2 separate regions of the Homo sapiens genome follow, and region 2 is linked to region 1. Evidence: chromatin contacts called from ENCODE Hi-C or POLR2A ChIA-PET data. All regions are on one chromosome and are shown on one strand. The core of a region is the stretch at or near the end of the contact, and the rest is flanking DNA. Distances in the headings are between cores, read along the strand shown. Region 1 overlaps CLIP1 (CAP-Gly domain containing linker protein 1). Region 2 has its middle 26 kb from the start of CLIP1.

Region 1 (7,959 bases), core at 1,919-4,418:
ATGCTGGAAAAGGATGAGCTCCTGAAGGAGAAGGAAACCCTGGCAGAAAGCTACTTCATCCTTCAGAAAGAGATCAGCCAGTTGGCCAAAACCAACAGCCATATTTCAGCCAATCTCCTAGAATCTCAAAATGAAAACCGTACTTTGAGAAAAGACAAGAACAAGCTTACTCTTAAAATTAGAGAGCTCGAGACTCTTCAGTCATTTACGGTAAAGTGAGAGGGTCAAGTATTGAGCACCCAGACTGCTTACTAACACTGTGCACTAACTCAAGTGGTGTAGGTCATCTTTCTTCATTTCTGCTTATGGAAATCCACCTCATTAAGTCAGTTGCTTATATGTCTCAAGCTGTTCGTTACAGTCTGAAAGGGGGATTCTTTACTAAGTATCTCACTGTAGTAGTCTCTCCCCATTTGAAAAAAATTGCAAACTGTGAATAAAAAGGATTTATTTTTTAATCTAAGGAGAAACTTTATGAAAAAGCTTAAGAGCAATAGTGAAATTCGGCTGGGCGCAGTGGCTCACGCCTGTAATCCCAGCACTTTGGGAGGCTGAGGTGGACAGATGGCTTCAGTCTAGGAGTTCGAGACCAGCCTGGGCAACATGGCAAAACCCTGTCTCTACAAAAAATACAGTAATTAGCTGGGCATGGTGACACATGCCTATCGTCCCAGCTGCTCAGGAGGCTGAGATGAGAGGATTGCTTGAGCCCAGGAGGCAGAAGTTGCAGGAAACCGAGATCATGCCATTGCACTCCAGCCTGGTTGACAGAGCGAGACCCCATCTAAAAAAAAAGAACAGCCAGGTGTGGTGGCTCACGGGGGCTGAGGCAGGTGGATCACCTGAGGTCAGGAGTTCGAGACCAGCCTAACCAACATGGTGAAACCCTGTCTCTACTAAAAATACAAAAATTCGCCAGGCGTGGTGGCGTGCGCTTATAATCCCAGCTACTCAGGAGGCTGAGGCAGTAGAATCACTTGAATCCAGGAGATGGAGGTTGCAGTGAGCCGAGCTTGCGCCATTGCACTCCAGCCTGGGCAACAAGAGTGAAAAACTCTGTCTCAAGGGAAAAAAAAAAAAAGCAATAAATTGGCACATATTGAAATATAGTCTTCTGTTTGGCTTTTAACTATTTCATTGTGTCTGTCCATTTGGAGTTGGAAGATTCCATTGAAATCTTCATGGCTGATAATTGGATAGGGAAAAATGCAGAATTTTCATAAACTTTATTAGACCAATAAATTATAAACAAGTGCCTAAAGGACTTTATTTATTTATTTATTTATTTATTTATTTATTTATTTAAGACAGAGTCTCACCGGGTGCGGTGGCTTACACCTGTAATCCCAGCACTTTGGGAGGCTGTTGCAGGCGGATCACGAGATCAGAAGATCAAGACCATCCTGGCCAACATGGTGAAACCCCGTCTCTACTAAAAATACAAAAATTAGCCCGGTGTGGTGATGTGGGCCTGTAGTTCCAGCTACTCAGGAGGCTGAGGCAGGAGAATCACTTGAACCAGGGAGGCGGAGGTTGCAGTGAGCTGAGATTGCACCACTGCGCTCCAGCCTGGTGACAGAATGAGACTGCCTAAAAAAAAAAAAAAGAGTCTCGCTCTGTCACCCAGGTTGGAGTACAGTGGTGTGACCTTGGCTCACTGCAACCTCTGCCTCCCGGGTTCAAGCGATTCTCCTGCCTCACCCTCTTGAGTAGCTGGGACTACAGGTGCGTGCTGCCACACCCGGCTAAGCTTTGTATTTTTAGTAGGGACTGGGTTTCACCATATTGACTCCTGACCTTGTGATCTGCCTGCCTCGGCCTCCCAAAGTGCTAGGATTACAGGCATGAGCCACTGCGCCTGGCCTGTTAATTAATTTATTTTTTTAGAGGTGGGAATCTTGCTGTGTTTCCCAGGCTACTTTCCACCTCCTGGGCTCAAGCAATCCTCCCGTCTCAGCTCCCTGAGTAGCTGGGACTGTAGGCACATGCTACCATGCCTAGCTATATTTTCATTTATTTTTATGGTTATTTTTACATCTAACTTTTTTTTTTTTTTTTGAGACGGAGTCTCGCTGTGTCGCCAGGCTGGAGTGCAGTGGCGCAATCTCAGCTCACTGCAACCTCCGCCTCCCAGGTTCACACCATTCTCCTGCCCCACCTCCCAAGTAGCTACAGGCACCCGCCACCACGGCCAGCTAGTTTTTTGTATTTTTATTAGAGACGGGGTTTCACTATGTTGGCCAGGATGGTCTCAATATCTTGACCTCGTGATCCGCCTGCCTCGGCCTCCCAAAGTGCTGGGATTACAGGCGTGAGCCACTGCGCCCGGCCTATATCTAACTTTTTATAATTAATTTTGATAGTTAACAGCTAAGAATTTGTCTCCATATGCATCTTTTTATTCACAGCCGTGTTTTTATTCATTACCCACAACTTGCATTAAATGCTTCTCGTTAAACACTTGAGCCTTATGTTAGAAGTGCCCAAATAATTTTTATATTTATTTGAAAAATTCTCAGCCTAAATTTGAGTGACTTTGAAAGCCCCAGATTTGAAATAGCAAGGATGGTATTTTAAACTTATAATAATAAATATGATTCCAAGAAATTCAGCTATATAAGGATGTTATTCATTGTTACCTCCGAACGGTCTCTCAAACATAAGTCAGAATGAAGGGAGCATGCTTGCCAGTGTCATTTGGAACTTTCACTGGAAGATGTATGTTTACATGCAAATTGCATAACAATTGACATTGAAAAATGGCAGGAAAGGGTCTGCATATTCTACTTCAGAGTAAAGACCTTTCCTGTCCTGGTCCGTCTGTTTCAGCACTGGATTGTGACTGATTCACCCTCTCTGTGTGCCTCCCTTACCCACACAGACACTGAGTGCTGCCTGAACAGCACAGCCCGATCCTCACCTAACGGTGTTGGCGAGGGCTGTCCTCATTTCTCACAGTGTTTCCTTGTATTTAGGCTGCTCAAACAGCGGAAGATGCCATGCAGATAATGGAACAGATGACCAAAGAGAAGACTGAGACTCTGGCCTCCTTGGAGGACACCAAGCAAACAAATGCAAAACTACAGAATGAAGTAATCAGATTTAAATAGCTTTTTATACAAAGAACAGCTTACCAACTTGGTAGAATGTTTGGTCACTGACTCAGGATTGCTTATGTTTTTGAAGTGTGTGACTTTACACAGGTTTGAAATGCATGCCAGAGCCACGATAATCTTAAATAAAGTGTATCACTTCATTACTTATTAGGATCAACTTTACAAATTGAGGAAAAAATCCTAATAGTGTGGCTAAGGTGACTGTTTACTGATGGCACTAGTGAGAGGAGGTACTGATGGCCTGCTCTAGCTTTTGTATCCTTGATCTTACATCACACACATTGTTTTTTCTCTTCTCTTTCCCAACTTTGAGCCACTAAGTTTTCTTCCTCAGCCCTGAGTCTGATGTAGGCCTTTTCTTGGCCCAATTCAGTACTGATTTCCTTTTGTGTCATCTTGAATGAGTCACTTTTGGAGCAGGGACAAATATGTGGCGTCAAGATATTTTGATTCTGTCCACAAGTAGCATTTCTCCTTCTGTGGCATTTCTCCTCCTCTTTGGATTTCCCTGCTCCCACCCTCCTAGCTCATACCAACCCTTTCTTCATTTGGAAAGCTGTTATCTAAATCCTAAGCCGACTGAGGCACCAAAATGGTTATGTGAAGTCCTGTGGAACTTCAGATGCTTTTTTGTTGTTGTTGCTTTTTTTGTTTTGTTTTGTTGTTGTTGTTTTGAGATGGAGTCTTGCTCTTGTTGCCCAGGCTGTTGTGCAATGGCATGATCTCGGCTCACTGCAACCTCCACCTCCTGGGTTCAAGTGATTCTCCTGCCTCAGCCTCCCGAGTAGCTGGGATTACAGGTGCCCACTACCACGCCTGGCTAATTTTTGTATTTTAAGTAGGGACGGAGTTTTGCCATGTTGGCCAGGCTGTTCTGGAACTCCTGACCTCGTGATCCTCCCACCTTGGCCTCCCAAAGGGCTGGGATTACAGGCATGAGCCACCACGCCCAGCCCAGATACTTTTAAAAGTAATAGGCAGGTAAGACATTAAGGAAGGAAAGCAAGGGGGAGGCAGTGGCCAAACTGAGGAGCCACTGTAAAGACCAGGCCTCCTCATTGTGGAGGTCAAGGATCAACTTTTCAAAGGAGATGAACATTTGGAGGTAATGATATGATAAATAACAACACTTCACATAGAAGGAAGTACATTTATAGAACTGACAATCCTAAGAGAAGATGACTTAAACTAAAAGTATAAAAGCATTAAAAAATCATAGCTGTTAATCAAAATTAGAAGCTGAAGTAAATGAGAGGATTTTAGGGAATGTGTCTAACCTGCAGCAGTGGAACCAGGGGGAACTGTGTCGTTCTATAACAGATCCCTTGGTGTCTTTGTTATAGCCAGAATTCAGGGTTGGATGAACCATATTTTCGGACCCATTGTGATATTTTATTTTTCTTGTTCTGTTAATCTGGAATGTTAGGTGTTAAAAGGAAGATGGTAGTTGTAAAACTAGCAAGACATTTTCTAGGACTCCTGACTGGTGGCATGTGGCATGGCAAAAGGAGATAGCTCCCTTTTCTGGCTGTAGGAGACAACTTCTCAAGGCCCAGAAAGCCAGCATGGCCCCAGGAGCCACCTTGAGGAATGGAGGCCCACATGAGCTACCATCCTTGGTGGTGGCTCTGCACCTAGAGCTCCAACCACCTGCCACAGCCTATGATCAGTCATATCCCCACTCATCCCAGTGACAGCTCTGGCTTTCCACCAAGAGCCAGGCCCTCAGCTGGCTGCATCCCCGTGGGCCAATGATGGAGCCAGGTGGGTGTAAGTGCCCTTCAGTCCCACGACATGGCTTTTTCCTCTTCAGGTTCAAGTTCAGATGGGTAACTAAATTTTTTTCCAGTCTACAAATAATTTTGATTCAAATAAATAATTTTTGTAATGAGGACTATGTAAATCTGGTACTGACATTGAAAAATATCGTATCCTAAATCACTAATCTTTGGGGAAAGAAAAGGGTTTCTTTTCATTACAAAGAATAATCCTTGCTGATGTCATTGCTTTGCATTTTATTTCTTGTTTTTAATCATATTTGAATAGCAAGTTCAGTGATAAGTGCTGATAATTGTACACAAGATAAAAGAAAACTTTACTTCTGTGTAGCAATCTAGTTTGACCTTTTGGCCAGGTGTACAGGATATATATATATCAGACTAAATGTAAGGAGGAGGTTTGCAGTTTGTAATAGACTTGTCATCTGTAATCTCTTCACCCAGGAGACTTTTTTTTTTTGCGAGTGACTAATTTCATCTGTCTTTTCAGTACACATTTTCATGAATAATTTGTTCATTCATGTCACTGGAAAATGAAATAATTTCATCAAGTTTTTTTCTCTTGGTCTTTAAGTTGGACACACTTAAAGAAAACAACTTGAAAAATGTGGAAGAGCTGAACAAATCAAAAGAACTCCTGACTGTAGAGAATCAAAAAATGGAAGAATTTAGGAAAGAAATGTAAGTTTCTATCCTTTGAGAAAAAAATATGGAATTTATTTTAAATTGAAAATGTGAACACAATGCTAATTACTTAAAAATTATTTGAGAAGTACATAAAGTAAACGTATGCAGACTCTATTGCATACCCCAGAAGCAACATCAGTAACCACCGTGAGGTCAGAGCCACAGCTAAGTTAAAGGATCAGAATGAAATGTGTACTGGCTGATGAGTTCAGTTGGGGATTCAGATGTGACTTTGGGGTGGGTGTGGTGGCACGTGCCTGTAATCCCATCACTGGGAGGCTGAGGTGGGTAGATCACTTGAGCCTGGGAGTTTGAGACCAGCCTGGGCAACACAGCAAAACCCTGTTTCTACAAAAAGTACAAAAATTAGTTGGGTATGGTGGTGTGTGCCTATTTGCCAATTACTCAGGAGGCTGAGGTGGGAGGATCGCTTGAGCCCAGCAGGTTGAGGCTGCAGTGAGCCATAATCGTGCCACTGCACTCCAGCCTGGGTGACAGAGTGAGATCCTGTCTCAAAAAAAAAAAAAGAAGTGACTCGAAAGCCTTGAAAGTACGAGTAGAATCAGAACAGCCAGTCTTAACATTTGGTCTTGAACTTCCGACCTCAAGTGATCCTCCCTCCTCAGCCTCCCAAAGTTCTGGGATTATAGGCATGAACCACTGCGCCTGGCCAGCCAATCTTAACATTTGGAAATGTCAGACCCTTCATTAGCAAGTCCCTCAAAACTCTTTTTATAGGGGGAAAAAAATCAAATAGCATGTCACTTTCTACATTTTCAGTATTTCAATTTTAAGAGTAATAGACCAGGCACGGTGGTTCATGCCTGTAATCCCAGCACTTTGGGAGGCTGAGGTGGGTGGAGCACGAAGTCAGGAGATTGAGACCATCCTGGCTAACACGGTGAAACCCCGTCTCTACTAAAAATACAAAGAAATTAGCCGGGCGTGGTGGCGGACGCCTGTAGTCTCAGCTACTCAGGAGGCTAAGGCAGGAGAATGGCGTGAACCCGGGAGGCGGAGTTTGCAGTGAGCCGAGATCGAGCCACTGCACTCCAGCCTGGGTGACAGAGCGAGACTCCATCTCAAAAAAAAAAAAAGAAAAGGAATCAAACCGTCTGGCATGGAAATGAAATGACCAGCATTTTGGAAGACTGTAAAATTAAGGTTTACACATCAATTTGTTACGTGGTTTCAGGCAGACAGACTGTTCATACTTCCTTTGTTGATGCTAACTCAGTTCTTGCCTTTCAAGTTTGGCTAGTGTAGTTATTAGAGATTGGCATTTTCAGACATTTTAAAGGATAGTTACGGTGTAGATTTCATTTGGTCTTCTATTCTGTTAATGACACTGTATCAACCGTATTAACCTAAAACCCTAAAGCTAATTCACCTGGTGAACATTGGAGTGTGTCTTTGTCTTTCATGGTAGGTACAGTTAAGGTAGGAAGGATAAAAAGGTGAGTATATACGGTCCCTGCCCTTCAAGGGTTTGTGTCTTTTATTTCCAATCCTAATACATAGATGAGATTCAAGCAAAAACAAAAACATCAGTTCCAAACTGCTGTTTTAAGTCATCATCCTCAATACTATTTGTTGATTGAGCTTGGATTAAGCTAGCACATGTGTGGTTCTTCGGGGAGTTTTAAAATTTTCCTGGGAGTGATCTGAGCTGCTCCTGCGAGGGGATGCACAGCTTGTGATGTCGGTGATTTTCTTCCTCAGTCCTAGTTTAAATGGCGGGTCTCTAGATGATGGGATTATGTTTAAACAGTTCCAACAATTTCATTTATGCAGATTTATAAATTTACAATTGTGATTATGGTCATCAGGGGAGGCTTCAATTTCCTTGGCCTGCCAACATCAAGTGACACAAATAGAAGATGGGTCACCATGACAGGAAAAACAAAGTCATTTGTTGTAATGTGACAGTTTAGTTCTATTCATTCAGGAAGCAGGGTGCAGGTACAGATTAGGATTTCTTTTCTTGGTGACACGAGTCATTTTGCAAACCTGAAGGGCTTTGGGGCACCAGGTTGAATTCCTGCATTGTGTCCCATGGGCAGCTGGTGAGAGAGAATGTGAACTGCCACGAGAGACTCCCTCTCCAACCTGCACTGCCATAATCCCACCGCCAAGCTCCCTGGGTCCTACTAGGTGATGGAGGGGCAGGGCCAAGTGGACCTGGCCAAGAGGGTTCTTGGGGTTTAGATAAAATTCCATTTTCCTGCAGTACTACTTACGAGTCTTTTGTTGTTTTTATTTGTTTGTTTGTTTCTGAGACAGAGTCTCTGTTCCCCAGACTGGAGTGTAGTAGTGTGATCTCTGCTCACCACGACCTCTGCCTCCTGGGTTCAAGCAGTTTTCGTGCCTCAACCTCC
Region 2 (7,959 bases), core at 1,706-4,205, 130 kb before region 1:
TTTTGGGAGGGTAATTTTTTTAAAAATGTAAATGTACATATTTTAGATTCAGTGGTTCTAATCTAAGCATTAATCCTACAACTATGTTTGTAAAAGCACACTGTATGCGCTTCAGATTCAAGCTTCTTGGTAAGACAAAAAACATTTTTAAGAAGAAAAGAAATACGAGTATACTATATATGCACCCAAGGCTGTTTATTGTGGCAATGTGTGTAGTAGCAAGTACTGAAAATAACCTAAATGTCTATTGGTAGGAATCTGTTGAAATCATAGCACACTATGATCTTACAACGCAATGGTTTAAAAAAATGAGGAGGCTGGGTACAGTGGCTCGCGCCTGTAATCCCAGCACTTTGGGAATCTGAGGCAGCAGGATCGCTTGAGCCTAGGAGTTCAAGACCAGCCTGAACGACATGGCAAGAACTCATCTCTAGGGAAAAAAAAAATTAAATAATTTAAAATATGGGGCCAGGCGTGGTGGCTCATGTCTATAATCTCAGCACTTTGGGAGGCCGAGGCAGGTGGATCACCTGAGGTTGGGAGTTCGAGACCAGCCTGGCCAACATAGAGAAACCCCGTCTCTACTAAAAATACAAAATTATCCTGTAATCCCGCATACCTGTAATCCCAGCTACTCGGGAGGATGAGGCAGGAGAATTGCTTGAACCTGGGAGGTGGAGGTTGCAGTGAGTAGAGGTTGCACCACTGCACTCCAGCCTGGGCAACAAGAGCAAAACTCTGTCTCAAAAAAAATTTTTTTAATATAAGGTAATCTACATCTTCTGATATGGAAAGAGGTCTATCTAGAGGTCTATCTATATATTCCCCTAATATATGTATTAACTAAAGAGTGTGGGTGTGTGTGTATATATAAAAGATAAGTTGTAATAGATAATATATAACATGTATTATTTAATATATTAACTTTTCTTTGTAATACATGTTAACTAAACTATATTACACATATATGTATGTTACATTTTATATTGTTACTGGAATACATATATTTATATATATATACTTTGTTAATTTTTTTTTGAGACAGAGTCTTGCTCTGTTGCCCAGGCTGGAGTGCAGTGGTGCGATCTCTGCTCACTGCAACCTCCGCCTCCTGGGTCCAAGCAATTCTCTGCCTCAGCCTCCCAAGTAGCTGGGACTACAGGCAGGTGCTACCACACCCGGCTAATTTTTGTATTTTTTATAGAGACGGGGTTTCGCCATGTGGGCCAGGCTGGTCTTGAAGTCCTGGCCTCAAGTGATCCACCCGCCTCGGCTTCCCAAAGTGCTGGGATTCCAGGCGTGAGCCACCATGCCTGGCTGAATGTATATATATGGTTAGGTGCAATACCCACATATATGAGTTTAAATAATTTTGATTTGCTGTCTCACATCATAAATTACACAAAAAATCTATCCCAGGAGAATAAAAGCAAAAACCTTAAAAATTTTATAGGAAAATATAGGCTAATACTTTGTGACCTAAGAGTTTTAAAAACATCTATTAATTGAAAAGCACCATTTAAAAAAATTTAAAAAACACAACAAAACAAAACAAAAAAAAAACAGGGCACGTATGGGAAAAAATATTTGGAACATATAGAATCATAATATATTAAAAACCACTACAATCAGTTTAAAAATAGACAATGCAACAGAATAATGGGCCAAAGATATGAAGTCGGCTGGACACGGTGGCCTATACCTGTAATCCTAGCACCTTGGGAGGCCGAGGTGGGCAGATTGCCTGAGCTTAGAAGTTTGAGACCAGCTCGGGCAACATGGTGAAACCCCGTTTCTACTAAAATACAAAAAATTAGTGAGGCGTGGTGGTGGGCATCTGTAGTCCCAGCTACTTGGGAGGCTGAGACAAAAGAATCACTTGAACCAGTGAGCTGAGATTGTGCCACTGCACTCCAGCCTCGGCAATAGAGTGAGACTCGATCTCAAAAAAAAAAAAAAAAAAAAGAGATTCTCAAGTTCCTCAGTAATCAGCAAAAAGCAAATTAAAACCATGAGAGAGGCCGGGCGCGGTGGCTCAAGCCTGTAATCCCAGCACTTTGGGAGGCCGAGGCGGGCGGATCACGAGGTCAAGAGATCGAGACCATCCCGGCTAACACGGTGAAACCCCGTCTCTACTAAAAATACAAAAAATTAGCCGGGCGTGGTAGCGGGCGCCTGTAGTCCCAGCTACTAGGGAGGCTGAGGCAGGATAATGGGGTGAACCCGGGAGGCGGAGCTTGCAATGAGCCGAGATTGCGCCACTGCACTCCAGCCTAGGTGACAGAGCAAGACTCCGTCTCAAAACAAAAAATACAAAAAAAAAAAAAATTAGCCGGGCATGATGGCGGGGGCCTGTAATCCCAGCTACTCGGGAGGATGAGGCAGGAGAATCGCTTGAACCTTCTCAGAGGATGTTGCAGTGAGCTAAGATGGTACCATTGCATTCCAGCCTGGGTGATAGACTGAGACGCCATCTCAATTCTTTCAAATCTTTTAGATGGACAAATATTTAATTTTAAAAACAGAGATGAGGAACTTGCTGTGTTATTCAAGCTGGTCTTGAACTCCCAGCCTCAAGTGATCCTCTCAGCTTGGCCTCCCCAAGTACTAGGATTACAGATGTGAGCCTCACACCCTGCCTGGACAAATATTTAAATATCTAATAATACCAAGTGTTAATGAGCATGGGTTTGTTTTTGTTGTTGTTGTTGTTTTTTTTTTTTTGAAGACAGGGATTCTCACTGTGTTGCCCAGGTTTGACTCAAACTCCTAGGCTCAAGGTATCAACTCGCTTCAGCCTCCCAAGTAGCTGGAACTACAGGTGCGTGCCATCATGCTAGGCTTTGCAATGGGAATTCTTAAATTCTACTGCTGGAAATGTAGTAGAACTGGAACTGCCATTTAGAGAGTAATTGGGCAATATACAGTGAAGTTAAACATGTGCATACCTTATGACTCACCAATTCCACTCTGAGCTATGCATTATGAAGAATTTTTTTTTTGCTCTGTGGCCCAGGCTGGAGTGTAGTGGCATGGATGGCTCACTGCAGCCTTGAGCTCCTGTGCTCAAGCAATTTTCCCACCTCAGCCTCCTGAGTAGCTGGGACTACAGGTTCACACCACCACACTCGGCTAATCTTTTACTATTTTTTGTAAAGACAGGGTCTTGCTATGTTGCTTAGGCTGGTTTCAAACTCCTAGGCTCAAGTAATCCTCCCACAGTGCTCAGATTTCAGGCATGGGCCACCTCATCCAGCTGAAATTCTTGAATATAAAATGAAAAAAGCAAAACAAAACCAATAATAGAGGAAGATATGGGACCCCAAAAATAATGCAAGTAATTGAAAAGTCTAAGATTAAAAATGGTTTTTTCTGCCAACTTGGGGGGAAAAGGGGCAATTATAAGCCATTGCTAGGAAATTCTAGGGAATATAGAGAGCAGTATGAGAAATTCATGGTCCAAAGAAAAGAGTTTTATTTTTATTACTCTTCTGTATTTGAATTAATTACCATATTCATGTCCCAGTTCTATAATTTATATAACTAGTTCAAATCTAAAAATAAAATAAAAATAAATCCCTTCATGATTAATTGCAAACTTTGGTACATATACAAAAAAAAAAAAAAAAAAAACACATGAAAAGGTATTTAGGAAGAAGGGATAGAGCTGGCTGCGGTTGGCTCATGCCTGTAATCCCAGTGACTTGAGAGGCTGAGGCATGAGAGGATCACTTGAGTCCAGGAGTTCGAGAGTAGCCTGGGCAACATAACAAGTCCTCATCTCTAACAACAATAAAAATAAAAATTAGCCTGGCCAAAAGAAAGACATACTGTTTCTTGTTTTTAAAGAAAAAAAATTAGCTTGGCATGGTGGTGCACACAAATAGTCCTAGGTACTCGAGAGGCCGCGGCAGGAGGATCCCTTGAGCCCAGGACTTCAAGGCTGCAGTGAGCTATGGTCATGCCATTGCACTCTAGCCTGGGTGAAAAAGTGAGACCTTGTCTCTAAAAAATAAAAATAGGCCGGGCACGGTGGCTCACGGCTGAAATCCCAGCACTTTGGGAGGCTGAGGTGGGCGGATCACTTGAGGTCAGGAGTTCGAGACCAGCCTGGCCAACATGGTGAAACCCCATCTCTACTAAAAATACAAAAATTAGCTGGGCATGGTGGCGCACGCCTGTAGTCCCAGCTACTAGGGAGGCTGAGGCAGGAGAATCGCTTGAACCCAGGAGGTGGAGGTTGCAGTGAGCCGAGATCACGCCACTGCACTCCAACCTGGGCAACAGAGCGAGACTCCATCTCAAAAAAAAAAAAAATTAGCCAGGTGTGGTGGTGCACGCCTGTAATTGCAGCTACTCAGGAGGCTGAGGCAGGAGAATCACTTGAACCTGAGAGGCAGAGGTTGCAGTGAGCCAAGATCATGCCACTGAACTCCAGCCTGGGAGACAGAGTGAGACTCTGTCTCAAAATAAATAAATAAATAAATAAATAAATAAATAAAACAACCTAACCATTTTGCCTCAGGTCTTTTTTTTTTTTAAATTACTATTCTGAAATAATCATTGATTTACTGACAGTTGCAAAACAACATACTGGAAAGTCCCAGGCATCCTCTCCTTGGCCTCGTGAATGTTAACATATAACCATATAGTACAATATCCAAAAAAGAAGTAGACATTGGTATGGTCTATAGAGTTCAGTAGATCTCACCCATTGTACATGTACTCATATATGGGTAGCTCTATACAAAACTGTATAACAGTTTTATTGAAATATAATTCACAAGGCCAGGCACGGTGGCTCATGCCTGTAATCCCGGCACTTTGGGAGGCCGAGGTGGGTGGATCACGAGGTCAGGAGATCGAGACCATCCTGGCCAACATGGTGAAACCCCGTCTCTACTAAAAATACAAAAATTAGCTGTATTTTTAGTACTGTTTGCCTGTAATCCCAGCTACTCGGGAGGCTGAGGCAGGAGAATTGCTTGAACCAGAGGGTCGGAGGTTGCAGTGAGCCGAGATCGCACCACTGCACTCCAGCCTGGTGACAGAGCAAGACTCCATCTCAAAAAAAAAAAAAAAAAGAAAAAAAGAAAAGAAATAGAATTCACATATTTAAAAATTTGCCATTTAAAGTGTACAATTCAGTGGTTTTTAGTCTATTCCCAGAGTTGTAAAGCCATCACCACAAACAATTTTAGAATATTTCATCATCCCCCAAAGAAAGCCCATATCCATTATCAGTCACTCCCCATTTCCTCTTTTCCCTGTCCCTGGCAACCACTCATATGCTTTCTGTCTCTATGATTTTCCTATCTGGAAAATAGCAGTGGAATTATACATTTTGTGGTCTTTTGTGACTGGCTTCTTTCACTTAGCATCATGTTTTCAAAGTTCCTTCATGTCATAGCATATATCAGTACTTCATTCTTTTTTATGGCTGTCTTAGTCCATTCAGGCTGCTATAAAAAATGCCAGGCGGTGACTCACGCTTGTAAGCCCAGCACTTTGGAAGGCCGAGTCGGGCGGATCACCTGAGGTCAGAAGTTTGAGACCAGCCTGGCCAACATGGTGAAACCCTGTCTCTACTAAAAATACAAAAATTAGCTGGGCTTGGTGGTGCACCTGTAATCCCAGCTACTCGGGAGGCGGAGGTGGGAGAATTGCTTGAACCCAGGAGGTGGAGGCTGTAGTGAGTTGAGATCGTGACACTGCATTCCACTCTGGGTGACAGAGCAAGACTGTGTCTCGAAAAGAAAAGAAAAGAAAGAAAAGAAAAATACCGTTAAGTTGGATAGCTTAGAAACAAAATGTGTTTCTCAGAGTTCTAGAGGCTGGGAAGTCCAAGGGTAAGGTGCCAGCAAATTCAGTGTCTGCTGAAGACCATCTCCTGGTTCATAGATGGCACCTGTTCACTGTGTCCTGACGTCATAGTGCAAAAGTCTCATTAACTCTTTGAGGTGCCTTGTTTTGTTTTGTTTTGTTTTTGAGACGGAGTCTTGCTCTGTCACCCAGGCTGAAGCACAGTGGCGCAATCTTGGCTCACTGCAACCTCTGCCTCCCAGGTTCAAATGATTCTCCTGCCTCAGCCTTCCGAGTAGCTGGGACTACATACAGTACCACAACACGTGGCTAATTTTTTGTATTTTTAGTAGAGACGGGGTTTCACTGTGTTAGCCAGGATGGTCTCAAGCTCCTGACCTCATGACCCACCCACCTTGGCCTCCCAAAGTGCTGGGATTATAGGTGTGAGCCACTGCGCCCAGCCCTGAGGTGTCTTTTATAAGGGAACTAATTCAGTTCATAATAGCTCTGCCGACACGACTTAGTCACCTCTCAAAAAGCCCCACCTGTTAATATCATCACCTTGGGGGTTAGGATTTCAACATATTAATTCTGGGGAGATATATTCAGACCATAGCAATGGATGAATGATAATAATAATGCTCTATTGCTATTTTTATTTGTATTTTTATTTTTTTGAGACGAAGTCTCGCTCTGTCACCCAGGCTGGAGTGCAGTGGCATGATCTCAGCTCACTGCAACCACCGTCTCCTGGGTTCAAGCAATTCTTCTGCCTCAGCCTTCCTAGTAGCTGGGATTACAGGCGTGCAACATTATATCCAGCTACTTTTTGTATTTTTAGTAGAGACTGGGTTTTATCAGTCTCTGGTTTCATTGGCCACACTGGTCTTTAACTCTCAACCTCAGGTGATCTGCCAGCCTTGGCCTCCCAAAGTGCCGGGATTACAGGCGTGAGCCACCATGCACGGTTCCTTTGCTTTTTTGTTTGTTTGTTTTTTGAGACAGAGTCTCACTCTGTTGCCCAGGCTGGAATCCAGTGGCACAATCATGGCTCACCACAGTCTTGACCTCCTGGGCTCAGGTGATCCTCCGACCTCAGCCTCCTGAGTAGCTGGGACTATAGGCAAACACCACCACACCCAGCTAATTTTTTTATATTTTTCGAAGAGACAGGGTTTTGCTATGTTGCTCAGGCTAGTCTCCAACTCCTGGACTCAAGCAATCCACCCGCCTCGACCTCCCAAAATGCTGGGATTACAGGCATGAGCCACCACGCCCGGTCACACATTTTGTTTATCTACTCATTAGTTGATGGACATTTGGGTTGTTTCTACTTGTTGACTCTTATAAATAATGCTATGAACATTCGTGTACCAGTTTTTGTATGGATATATGTTTTTATTTATCTTGGGAATACACCTATGAGGATAATTACTGGGTCATATGGGAACTCTATGTTTCACATTTTGACAAGTTGACAAACTGTTTTCAAAGTAGCTGTGCCATCTTACATTCTTACCAGCAATGTATGAGGATTCTAATTCCTTTACATTCTTGGCACCACTTGTTACTATCTGTCCCTTTTATTTTAGTTATCTTAGTGGGGGTGAAGTGGCATCTCACTGTTATTTTGATGGGCATTTCCCCAGTGACTGATGTTGAACATCTTTCCATGTGCTTATTGGCCATTTGTATATCTTCTTTGGATACATGTCTATTCAAATTCTCTACCTTTTTTTTTTTTTTTTTTAACAAATGGGGGCTGGGGATCAGGCGTGGTGACGCCTGTAATCCCAGCACTTCCGGAGGCCGAGGCGGGTGGATCACCTGAGGTCAGGAGTTTGAGACCAGCCTGACCAACATGGAGAAACCCCATCTCTACTAAAAATACAACATTAGCCAGGCATGGTGGCGCATGCCTGTAATCCCAGCTACTCGGGAGGCTGAGGCAGGAGAATCGATTGAACTCGGGAGGTGGAGGTTTTGGTGAGCTGAGCTCATGCCATTGCACTCCAGCCTGGGCAATAAGAGCGAAACTCTGTCTCAGGAAAAAAAAAAAAAAAGCAGAAAAAGAAAAAGAAATGGGGGCTGGGGACAGTGGCTCAAGCCTGTAATCCCAGCACTTTGAGAGGCCAAGGCGGGTGGATCACCTGA

The links. A loop is a pair of places that touch in the nucleus more often than their neighbours do. ChIA-PET counts read pairs that join two places held with the same protein, here RNA polymerase II (POLR2A). Pooled maps may share reads with other maps.
Region 2: POLR2A ChIA-PET joins it to region 1 with 18 read pairs in activated CD4-positive, alpha-beta T cell. The contact joins two enhancer-like sites. A Hi-C loop is called at or near these places in 5 of 50 pooled maps. POLR2A ChIA-PET finds 5 or more read pairs at or near these places in 8 of 52 experiments (A673, B cell, GM12878 and 5 more).

Annotation. Positions count from the first base shown.
Region 1 is chr12:122,314,365-122,322,323 of GRCh38, reverse strand. CLIP1 (CAP-Gly domain containing linker protein 1) reads left to right here. Exons shown (of 26, transcript NM_001247997.2): 18 at 2,976-3,092; 19 at 5,469-5,575. It also overlaps the pseudogene CCDC150P1. Among named protein-coding and RNA genes, the nearest start is that of VPS33A, 52 kb to the right of the region's middle. Within about 2 kb of position 3,168, at least 5 of the 41 ENCODE cell types and tissues checked have a DNase peak (open chromatin) inside an H3K27ac peak, as active enhancers do.
Region 2 is chr12:122,444,552-122,452,510 of GRCh38, reverse strand. No RefSeq gene overlaps it. Among named protein-coding and RNA genes, the nearest start is that of CLIP1, 26 kb to the right of the region's middle. Within about 2 kb of position 2,955, at least 2 of the 41 ENCODE cell types and tissues checked have a DNase peak (open chromatin) inside an H3K27ac peak, as active enhancers do.